Regions from separate parts of the Homo sapiens genome. Here region 2 is linked to region 1. Evidence: chromatin contacts called from ENCODE Hi-C data. All regions are on one chromosome and are shown on one strand. Each heading gives the region's core, a stretch centred on a gene start or an enhancer-like site at or near the end of the contact. The rest is flanking DNA. Distances are from core to core; before and after follow the strand shown.

Region 1 (3,321 bases), core at 604-3,103:
CTCCATCATAAGGCAATGTAAACGAAGGGCATAAGGGAACAATTTGGGGTGGCTTGGGTGATCCTTCTACACACAAGCAAAAGAGAAGCAGGTGCAGGAGACCACATGGCCCGTCCACTTCCTCATGAGTCCTTGGACCTCAGGAGAGACCCCTACTTATGTTGAATCTCTTGCTCCATGAATTACCAGAAGTAAAAGATCTCTGACCAGGCAACCATAGATGTTTTTTTAAACACCCCAGGCACCTCCCAATCAATCCATGTCCCTGAGGCTAGGGGATGAGGAGAAACCCCGAGAGGCCACTGTCCCTGTCTGGAGCCATGTCCATTCTCAACATCAGCCTAGCTTGGGTTTGCAGGAACCAGTAGTGGGACAGGCCCCTGGAAAGCATGGGAAAGCCTGGGTTTCTGGAGCCTGGGACAGACACCAGGGAGTATGGAGATGGCTTAGGGGACTCCAGCGACCCTAAAAGAGGCTGAGACCCCAGCAACCACCAGATGGTGTACTTACAGATGGGGAGCCAGTGAGATTTTGAAATGGGTGACATTCAGTTTTTCAAGATACCACTGTACCTTTAATTTATTAGCTTTCCATAAAAACACATAACATACACAATCTACAGTATAGAAAGTATAATTTACAAAAATATAAAATCTTGGTTATTTTTTAGTATTCCCACGTTACTATATGTGTTATTTCAATATGCATGTTTAAACAACCCACACTCAGCATGACTATCTCTGTGGGGAATGGTGTCAACGCCCTCCCTTTTTGTTGTTTTAAAATAAAATATATATATTAAGAAAAAGAAACCAATATTGGCTACATGTGCATACCATATGGATAAAAGCTCTGCAGTGGACTTTGAAAGGAAACACTCATTTACACCACGATTATCCTGTTTTCCAAAATCACTATGTGGCCCAAAGTGTTCTGAACTGAGCATTTAAACAGAGTTCTTTCCGTGTGCAGGGAGCGAGCGCCCTAAGATTTGCATAGTCTTCTTGCTCAGTTATGAGATGATGATCACATCAAGCCAATGTTGTGGATATGTTTTGTTTTCAAGCCTTCAGAACAGTGGGTATGAATGATGGGCCACTTTCAGGCCAGGGCTAATTCCCAGATTCCTTCAGGTACTCAGGCTGGCATTTAAGGGGCTAGTCACTAGCAATGAAAGACCCCCTAATGATGCACTGGCGGACAGCTCTCTCTGGGCCCCAGTGATGTTGCCCATGAGCTGTGCTCTGTGTCTGCAGCTGCACCACAAGTCCTGGTTGCAGAAGGCTCCGAGAAGGCAGCTCTGCTGGGCGTGGCTTCTTTCCACCCTGGAGTGGTCTCACCGGCAGGCACAGGTGTCCACGGACATGTTGGGGTACACCTTCAGAACCACATTCCGATTCTCATCCAGGAAGAGGACCCCAAGGGAGTTCATCTTATCGGGAACACAGCAGGGCTCTGGGATGCCAGGGATGATGCCCACAGCCCTGACAATGCTCTGGATGGTGGCATGGTTGGATGGACGAACGATCTGCAAGGCAGAAAAGGAGTAGGGTTACCTCAGCTCCGCCCTCACCCACCCACGCACCCATGCCATCCTCACAGTCCCAGGCCATACTGCTCTGCTGTTGTTCCCCGGCTGAGGCCACAGAATAGGCATCCACCTAGAGGAATGGACGAGATCCCAAGGCGGGGCACACGGTTCCTCTAAAATCAGACATACGCTGAGTTCCGGGCTGAGGTCTCCAAGAGCCCCCAGGCCTTCCTGCCCTTTGGCTTCCCTGAGGCACGCTGTGTCCCCAACACGGCAGGGCCACATGGGGGCGCCTGAGTGTCACACATCCCCGCGGAGCACCAGGAAGCAGGCAGAAGCTGCCCAGAGGGAAAACCCAGCGAGATGCCAGCACAGCCCTGGTCTCGCAGTCTGAGGAGGACAGGCATGCTTCTCACGAGGTTGTGCTCTTGTCACTGAAGGGAAGGCCTGGCATGTGCGTGGCAGTGTGACAGGCTGGACATTGACATTTCCTAGGGGCTGCTCTCCCTGCATCACCCCCTTTTTTTTGTCAGCTTAGCAATTTTATGGGGTGGGTATTACCTGGACTTTACTGGGAAGACACCGAGGTTTAAAATGACTGAGTAACTTGACCAAGACCCCTAGTTAGAAAGTGACCTGGCTTGGAAAACTGTGCCCACCTCTGACAAGATGAACCAACCGGGTCATCCACTTCAGTGCATCACCAGCCAAACAGAGATTTGTATATGTAGTGCTGTTGAGGAGGAAGCCCTCTTGTGTGGGTGTGGTGGGAAGGGAGCAGGGCAGGGACACCTGCCTTTGCAGCGTTCTGGCTGGTGTCCCGGAAGGTGGGGAGGCAGCAAGCCAGGGTGATAAGCTAACCGCATGGCCAACCAGCTGCAAGCCTTCAGGGTTCCGGGCTTGCATCTGCCTGGGTCTTTGCTAGGCCCTTTTAGCAGGCTCCGTCTCTATGTCAGGCACCTCCCTCTCTCTTGCACATGCACGGTTTTGAGGAGAAGTTTTGAGGAGAAGCCATTTAATTCCCAAACACGTTACTGCTGCCCCATGTCTGGGTCTGGACTTCCCCAGCTGGCTGATTATTTAAGTTCAAATTGGATTTATGCACTGACTTTCTTTTCTTGGAGGGAAAGGCATGACCTGCCCTGGGCAGAGTAACTAAGCAGGAAGAAACTGTGTGCTGAGTGCCGAGGGCTGACATCACAAGCAGCCAGGCTGCTGCAGAGCAGGCTGCAGGGAGAGGGATGGACTCAGCCACAGCCCAGTCTGGAGCGAAGGTGAGAACTGGAAATCCTTAGGCTGGTGCAACAGACAGAACAGCCCAGTGCTGTGTGTCCTGCAGACCCTGTGCACAGTGAAGGCCTATTCCCTGTGGATTCCTGCCCTGAGCTGCAAGGAGGAGGGAATCTACAGTGGGAGAGCTGCTGAGGCTAGCACTGTGCTAGTCACAGATTGCCACACTCTGGGGTCCAGGCTGGGAACAGAAATGAGAGCCTTGGTCAGGAGGGAGCTTCTGGGACCTGCCGTGTGTACAGGAAGCAGCATCTACTCAACCTCTGCAGATAGTTGCTATGTGGGGATGCGTTTCTAAAGACATGGATTCTCCTGCTTTTCAAAAGAATGTTCTCATTTTAAAGTCCCAATTCAACCAAGCCAATACTTCAAAAAACACAGCCAAACTCACACATATGTGGGCGGCAACTACCCTACGGGCTGCCACTTGGTGACCTATGTCTACCTATTTCCTGCCTGGAATAGATAGGAAGTACTGTTATTCCCATTTTGCAGATGGG
Region 2 (3,131 bases), core at 335-2,834, 72 kb before region 1:
GATTTGAGAAGGACCAGGGGTGGAATAATATGGCCTGCCTCTGTTTCCCCACCCAAATCTCATCTTGAATTATAGTCCTTATTGTAATGCCCATATGTAGGGGGAGGGACTTACTGGGAGGTGATTGAATCATGGCGGTGGTTGCCCTGTGCTGTTCTCATGATAGTGAGTGAGTTCTCAGGCAATCTAATGGGTTTGTGAGGGGCTTTTACCCCCTTCACTCTGCACTTCTCTCATTCTTCTCCTTCCAGCCACCCTGTGAAGAAGGACCTGTTTTGCTTCCACTTCCACCATGATTGTAAGTTTCCCGAGGCCTCTGCATCCATGCTGAACTGTGAGTCAATTAAACCTCTTTCCTTTATAAATTACCCAGTCTCAGGCAATTCTTTATAGCAGTGTGAGAATGGATTAATACAGTCTAAAATAGATCTTTCTTTATATAACTTAAAAATTACAAGTGATGAAAAGCATTTGAGTTGGTTGGTTGTCAGTTTTTTCCCCCTCTTTTGGAGCTGTATTTAGTATAATAGAATATCTTAAATTAGTGGTCTTTTATAATAAATGAAATTGGGTGTACTTCGCCCCAGCATATTAGGGTTCCCTTGCTTCATGCCTTCCATGACAGTTGGTATTATTATATTTTAACATTTATGCCTAATGATTAAACATCTCCTTGTGGTCTTAATTTGCATTTTCTAATTACTCTAGAGACTTCGTCCTTTCACATGATTTTGGTCGTTAGTGGTTCCTCTTTGAAGTGCCTATTCATGTCTGTGTCCATTCGTTGCTTTGGGTGTTCCTCTCTTTCACACTAATTCATTAAAAGTATATATCCTGGATACTAATCCTTTATCAATTGCTGCAAGTATCTTCTTTCAGTGTGTGGCTTGCTTTTTCACTCCGTTTGTTGTTTTTTAATCAAAGTATAAGTTCTTAATTTTAACGCACTTTAACTGTCATTTTCCACCATGGCCCGAGTCGCGGAGTCCGCCTTCCTGGCAGAGCGTTGCGTGGTCACAGCTGAGGTCTGGGGAGCAGAGGCGGCGGGCGCTCCCGGGGGGAGCTGGGCGATTCCGGCGGGGGGAGGTGCCGATCGAGCGGCCGCCAGGCTGCTGGGGGAAGGAGGGCCAGGAGGCCGTGGGGGTCCTCGGCGCAGACTGGAGCCGCAGGCACCGCGCGCAGCCCTCGCCCGCATCGCCGAGGCCCCGCGGGCCCAGGAGCGAGAGGTCGGGCGCCCAGGACCAGAGGGCGTAGGCGAGAGCAGGCACCGCCTCCAAAGAACGCCCTCGCCCTCCCGCAGGCGATGGCGCCCGGCCCTGACCAAGCCAGCTGGGGGCATCTCCGCGGAGCTGAGCCGGGGAAGGGCCGGGCAGCCCAGAGGGTCAGAAGGGGGTTTTCTCCCGGGGTTGTGAGTTCTTTGGCCAGCGGCACCCTCCCCTGCCGGGGCCGCCCACCCGCAAGCCCCGCCCCGAAGGCTGGAGCTTCCCTGGGGGTGGGCGACGCCGAGACCACGCCCCGAAGGCGGGAGCGGCTTGGGGGCGGGATCTGGCCGCCCTCAGGGCTCCGGCGCCAAGTTCAGAGCCACGCGCAGTGCTCTTGGCCGGGAGGAGGCTGTGCTGCACCAGCACCTCTTGCTCCACATCTCCAGAGAGCCCAGGTGAGGCGCACCCTCCTGTCTGCAGGGACAGAGCCGCGAGCGGGCGCGGGCGGCGGGGTCCATCTCACTTCCACATCAGCCTTTCCCCAGGACAGGGTTGTTGAGTCCTGCCTTTGACTGTGGGGTCCTTTCCTTCCCAATGTCGCCAGCTTCCTCTCTCTCCCACGTCGTCTCCGAGTCCCATCCCCGTTTCTGTTCCCTTTCTCTTCTCTCACTTTTTCTCCTCTATCTCTTCTTTATTGTCTTCCTGTTTTCATTTTCTTCTGTGTCAGTCTCTCTCCCTCTCTCTTTTCCTCTCTTTGTTTATTCTTCTCCCCTACCTTCTCCCTCTCCCCCCTGTTTTTTCAGCACTCAAGAATTCTGCCTATGAATTTTTCTCCTAGGGTGACTTTCAGGCTGCAGTTGTTTTCCTCCCTCCCACTGTCTCTCCCGGGGTTTATCCTGTGTTGCTGTTATTCTCAGCCCGGGCTTGCGCTGGGCAGTAGGGTAAGAACCATGCATCAGCCCCAGATCCTTTCTCCAACAGATTATATCCAAAGATCTGGACATGTATCCTGTTCACTGCCTTTCCTGGGAAACAAAACAATACCAAATGATCACATTATAATGAGTTTTTAGAATGAGCTAAAAGAACATACCTGGTTTTAGAGACAAGGGGTTGATTGAATCCTTTCCTTGACATTTTGCCTTTACTAATAGACACAGACAGCACAGCAGGAAGCTAAGCCTTGCAGAAGCATTTAGGGGGCGTTCCCACCCACACCTGCCTTCTGGGCAGGCTATGCAATGCCAGGTGCAGGGGAGGGAGGGGACAGGATTCAGAGCAGGGTTGTAGGAAGACAGTGGGAGGCCAGGGCTTTGAAACATTTGAGGGAGCCTGGAAATAAGAAATTAACAGTAAATTTCTAAAATATGTAGTTGCCAATGCCACTGATGTACAGAAATGAAATTAATTACTCCTGAGGGAGACATTAGACATTTTATGGCAGTAATTATGGCATTTGAAAGTAATGATTTTATGTACATTAGATAGGAGGGCCAAGGGGAAAATATTTCCTGTTAGTATCAAAGATTGTCGTAGATGCATAAGGGACGAACTCTAGAAAATCAAGTCTCATTCTTTTTGAGGGATAAAATAGAACTATATCGAGGCAATTTTTTGTTTCTTGGTTACAATGTAATCTTATCAGAGATATGTGATTTAGTTTTTAATGATATTTTATGACACATACATATTTATATGTTCAAACACACACAAATACATAATATATATGCACTAAGTTATAAAAGAGCCCTTGTTTGTTTGTAAAGATCTTAATTACCAATAAAGGTTGAAGCTTTCACTTCTTGGAAATAAGTTAACATGATATTGTAGTTTATTATGACCTTTAATGAAAATTCAACTAATTTACTTTTGATTGATACAGAAATGGAAATTTGGCCGTAGATAAATCACACAGAATTAAACAGAAAT

Evidence for each region. A loop is a pair of places that touch in the nucleus more often than their neighbours do. Pooled maps may share reads with other maps.
Region 2: a map of CD8-positive, alpha-beta T cell shows a loop between it and region 1 (12-fold over the local background). The contact joins the promoter of ZNF488 here to the enhancer-like site in region 1. A Hi-C loop is called at or near these places in 3 of 168 maps with a recorded cell type or tissue (A673, CD8-positive, alpha-beta T cell and OCI-LY7) and 3 of 50 pooled maps.

What each region holds. Positions count from the first base shown.
Region 1 is chr10:47,310,808-47,314,128 of GRCh38, reverse strand. GDF10 (growth differentiation factor 10) reads right to left here. Exons shown (of 3, transcript NM_004962.5): 3 at 552-1,528. The coding sequence ends at 1,337. Among named protein-coding and RNA genes, the nearest start is that of GDF2, 10 kb to the left of the region's middle. RefSeq lists enhancers at 1,750-1,899, 1,700-2,200, 3,299-3,321. Within about 2 kb of position 1,853, at least 4 of the 41 ENCODE cell types and tissues checked have a DNase peak (open chromatin) inside an H3K27ac peak, as active enhancers do; they include CD8-positive, alpha-beta T cell, where a contact is called at or near this core.
Region 2 is chr10:47,382,746-47,385,876 of GRCh38, reverse strand. ZNF488 (zinc finger protein 488) reads left to right here and starts at 1,584. Exons shown (of 2, transcript NM_153034.4): 1 at 1,584-1,657. RefSeq lists a silencer at 1,136-1,615 and an enhancer at 1,178-1,677.